Regions from separate parts of the Homo sapiens genome. Here region 2 is linked to region 1. The links are chromatin loops, found by intact Hi-C in ENCODE. Cell type or tissue: B cell. All regions are shown on one strand.

Region 1 (2,500 bases):
ACTACTCTATTTCAAGGTTTACCACGCTAATCAAGGTGGGGTGAAGGGCAGGCGTGGTGGCTCATGCTTGTAATCCCAACATTTTGGGAGGCTGAGGCAGACAGATCACTTGAGGCCAGGAGTTCGAAACCAGCCTAGCCAAAATGGCAAAACCCTGTCTCTACTATAAATACAAAAATTAGCCAGACGTGGTTGCACATGCCTGTATAATCCCAGTTACTTGTGAGGCTGAGGCACGAGAATCACTTGAACCAGGGAGGCAGACGTTGCAGTGAGCCGAGATCGCGTCGCTGCACTCCAGCCTGGGTGACAGAGCAAGATTCTGTCTCCAAAAAAAAAAGGCGGGGGGGGTGATATAAGCAAAAGAATAGGCACATCAGTAGAACACTACAATAATAATTGTTTCAGGCAAGATTCATTGATGAATGCTAAAATTACTAAATGAAATTTAATGAGAAACTGGATATTTTTATTACCTCAAAATATCTCTCCCAAAATTTACTGATTACTGCTGTGGCAGTTTCTCGGTTTCTCCAGAAAGCAAAGATTAATTCTTTTCCCTTGTGGCTACAAACTTCTATAGACTTAGTGACTCACTTCTAACAATGGAAAGGAATAAATATTAACTATATAGAGTAGAGAAACCTAGCAGACACCACCTTAACTAAGTACTACAGACTTAGTAGTACTAAATGCAATGAGAAAGGCATAACACAAAGGGAAAGACACGTAACTTCTGTGGTATGCTTCCCCAAAATTCATAACCTCAGGCTAATAATGAGGAAACAACGAACAAACAAATGTAAGTTCAGGAGCACTGTACACAATTTCTGACCATTACTCTTCAAAAGTATCAAAGTCATGAAAGACTTTACACAGAGAAACTGTCACAGATTAGAAGAGACAAAGAGATATGACAACTAAATGCAATATAGTATCGTAGTTTAGATTATGAAATAGAAAAAAAAATAGTGGGAAAACTGAGGAAATGTGAATAAAATCTGTAGTTGATAGAATCAGTGTTAATTTTTTAGTAAAATATTAACATACAGAAAGCTGAGGAGTATACAGGACTCTTGTGCTACCTTTGGAACGGTTCTATAAATCTTTATAAAATTATTTTAAAATTAAAAGTTAAAAAAGTTAATACCATTTATTATGTATGTAAATCAGATGTTTTAAAAGACTATAAAACTAAAATTAGAAATAAACTCGAAGTGAAAATTTGTAAGATTATCCATAATCTGAATTTCAAGCTTTTCCAAACAAATCTATTGTTCATCAAAACTCAGTTTTCAATGAGTGCTATAAATCTGAACTCATAAAAACACATTTATACCATCAACATACCAGCTTTTGTTTATACACTGGATAACCATACAAATATTTCAGTTGTAAAAAAGATCCTGAAATTTAAAAGGTTTGACCAAAAAATTATTTATGCCACCTAGTGGTGACTGAGATAAATATGACCACTTAACAACAAATGAATTGAGGGACTGAAGATGCCTATACTTTTGACAAATAAAACAACTGGGAGAAAAATGCTGACAATGTGATAACATTTAATATTTGAGATCATGTAACTTAAAGATACTCAAAAATAAAACATTCCAGTAAAATCGGTTTAAAACATCAATTTAAGAAAGGGGAGCAGCTTTCTGGCTACATGAGCAAGCAGAATATTTTCAAGTATATTAGAGGATGATGTCCATGTTTATTATCTCCATATTATACCATATCAAACACACAATACCTCCAAATCATTATCTTCATTATGGAGATTTTCTTGCAATACAATAATTGATTGGAAAAGGGAGGAAAATAAAGAAAGCAAGGAGGGTATTCTTAAATGATGAGGAGAAAATAAAACAAAACTATGGACAAGATTAGCCATTCCACTTTGTGCAGACTACTGAAAGAACAAAGATGAAGCATGTAGTGGTATAAAGGGAATAAAGGGCTTAGGTTTTCCTCCTTGGCTTGCAGTATGCATCCTAGAGCAGAAAACTTGCCTTTCTAAACTCCTATACCAAGATCTATAAACTGACATGACAGAATAAACTTATTATCCCTTTAAATTCTAGTATTCTACCAGGCAACCACAATAAATATTCCCGAATCCTTAATAAAAAATAATTTTGGTGATATCAATATCAACTTAACACTACAATTAGGAAACAATAGTACTTAAAGAGTTCATGGCACACAGTAAGCGCTTCATAAATATTAACTATTAGCAGAACAGGAAAAGGTGAGAGAAAACTAGCACACAGTATTTTCTAATCCTAGTTTTGAGACTATTACACACTTAATACCTTCCTCATAAATGTAAACCAAAAATAATCTGTCATCATTCTATATAAGACAGATGTCTTCACTTATTGTTACTTAGGGGAAATCAAATCATAACCTTTTAATAAGACACAAGAAAAACTCTCTTTGCACTGATTTTTATTAAACAAGTAAGGCTGGTAGTGGAACATATTTTTATTTAATG
Region 2 (2,500 bases), 200 kb before region 1:
ATTATTATTATACATTTATTTTCTGAGTTTATTCCAGACTCTGGAAATTCCATTTTAGTAATATAGTCAGCAAGTGACATTATATTTTATTATTAAGCTTATTTATATATATAATTATAAATTTATATATAATTCTTAATAAAATTATTTATTAATTTATTATTTATTACATTATATTATATTTTGCTTAACCATTTTTCTGTGATAAATATTTAGGTGATTACCTATTTTTTCTTATTCTTGAGAATGTTAAGATTATATTAGATGTTATATATCTTTGAAGAACATGTAGGAGTTTGAATATTTGTTAGTTTTTTTAATAAAGTAAAATATGGCAAATCTCATTATAGTATTAATTTTAATGTCAAAGAGGCAAGGCATCTCAAAAGAGCATTACAGATTAAAGGTATCAAGAGGGCAATACAGTGTATAGAAAAGAAGTATAGTCACAAAGAACGTTTCTGATTTGTGTTTTTCAGGTACATCTAGTTCTTCTATTTGTCTACCTATAGGTGCACTCATAACATTTTAATTTATTTCATGTGTTGTCATCGTTATCCTCTGTATTACTCTGAGAAAGAAGATGTTACCTGTTTGTGAAAAAGAGGGTGAGTGAAACAGGGTTAGTTTCAATCATTAAAAAAAGAAATTCCAAGGGCTGTGGCAAAATCCGTCATGAAAAGAGTTGTTATGAAAAAACTCTTCCACATGCTTGGTAATTCCCGCAGTGAAGGGTATATCTTTTTTAAAGTGATAGTTTACTCTGGAATATTACAAAGGTAGGCTGTTAGTTATCATTAATACTTATGGTAAATTGAGTTTAAGAGTCTTTACTGAGGACAGGTTTTTGCACGAGAGAATATGGACCACAGACAACTGGTGGGAGGAAGCTCATTGAGAGGTAAAAAAAGGTAGAGACTGGAAGGAGATTTTTCAAAGAGACTATTGCAGTAGTTAAGATGAGAGTTGATGGTGGCCTGGACTAGAGTAGCAGCAAAGGGGACTGAGGGATTAAGGACAAGTTTAGGATAGCAAGATTTGCTGAAGGAACAGCTGTGGTAAAAGAGCAAAATATAAGAATTGTCCCGATGATTGTTTGCTTTTTGGTGTTAGATGAAGAAAACTTTTACAAATACGGGAAAGATCAGAGAAAGAATAAACTATGGAAAGAGAATCCAGAGTTCAATTTTGAACATGTTAATTTTGAAACGCCTATTTTACATCCAAAGGAATAGGTTAATTATCTCTATATATGAATCTGAAATATATGGAACATATAAGGACCAGTGGTTTAAATTTTAGAGTATAATGAATAGACTCTCCAAGGGGACAAATCATAGGTTATGACTCTCACTATTATAGAGTGGAAATAATCTGCAAGTTCTGTAATTGGAGTATTTTTATGCCCAACTAAGCATTTGAAAATATACTTTGGTCAATCTCAAGAGAATTTGAGTCTGAATCTCCCAATTTTTTACTCGTAGCATACTCTTACAATGTACTGCCATGAGGGGGAGTGTTTGGGCTGTATTCCTCTTATGGATACATTAATGTCGCTGTATCTCTAGGTCACAGAGTATGTGTGAACCAATACTTCATTTGAGACAGCCTCACATGGAGAATGCAATGAGCCATTCTCTTCTCACATACAGGTAAATTGGAAGGTTTGTGAATTTGTTACTGTTATTTTGTACACTTCAAATTTAAGATTTAACCTTCCAAATTAAATCATGCATTTGGTAGCAACAATTATTTTAGAAATAAATGAAAACAATGATTTGGTTAAATATATAATCAAATTTCATGAATTATTGGTTTCTAATGAGGTTATATTAATATTAATGTCTTTGAATATTTCTATTTATTCCCTGATTCAGATCCCCTCCCATCATCACCAATTGAATGACTGCTTTGATTTGCATTTTTTCAGATTATTAATAAGTATGAGCATGTATTCATATATTTGTTAGCCATTCAAGTTTCCCCTTCTGTAAAGTTCTTGTCTACATCTTCAAGTAATGTCTGGTTGGCTGTTTATATTTGCAAATTTTTTTTTTTTTTTTTGAGACGGAGTCTTGCTCTGTCACCCAGAGCTGGAGTGCAATGCTGCGATCTCAGCTCACTGCAACCTCCACTTCTGGGGCTCAAGTGATTCTCCTGCCTCAGCCTCCCAGGTAGCTGGGATTACAGGTGCCCACCACCATGCCCAGCTAATTTTTTGTATTTTCTTTTTTTTTGAGACGGAGTTTCACTCTTGTTGCCCAGGCTGGAGTGCAATGGTGAGATCTCGGCTCACTGCAACCTCCGCCTCCTGGGTTCAAGTGATTCTCCTGCCTCAGCCTCCCAAGTCACTAGGATTGCAGGTGTCCACCACCACGCCCAGCTAATTTTTGTTATTTTTTAGTAGAGAAGGGGTTTCATCATATTTTGAGGCTGGTCTTGAACTCCTGACCTCAGGTGATCCACCTGCTTTGGCCTCCCAAAGTGCTGGGATTACAGG

What was found. Hi-C counts contacts between places; a loop is a spot of excess contacts. Peaks named below come from ENCODE experiments on the same cell type or tissue, not always from the same donor. Only the 100,000 strongest peaks of a DNase experiment are listed, where the experiment ranks them.
Region 2: it touches region 1 in a loop (11-fold over the local background); 35 of 110 quality-filtered maps call a loop at or near these places.

The regions. Positions count from the first base shown.
Region 1 is chr3:112,530,073-112,532,572 of GRCh38, forward strand. It overlaps ATG3 (autophagy related 3), which reads right to left. Exons shown (of 12, transcript NM_022488.5): 12 at 2,438-2,500. Among named protein-coding and RNA genes, the nearest start is that of ATG3, 31 kb to the right of the region's middle. In B cell, CTCF peaks have their summits at 1,429 (motif pointing left) and 1,645; a DNase peak (open chromatin) is centred at 1,449; H3K27ac peaks cover 602 bases.
Region 2 is chr3:112,326,043-112,328,542 of GRCh38, forward strand. It overlaps LOC105374042 (a long non-coding RNA gene), which reads left to right. Exons shown (of 5, transcript NR_147411.1): 2 at 480-608; 3 at 1,569-1,652. Among named protein-coding and RNA genes, the nearest start is that of CD200, 5.9 kb to the right of the region's middle. In B cell, CTCF peaks have their summits at 1,518 and 1,717; a DNase peak (open chromatin) is centred at 1,529.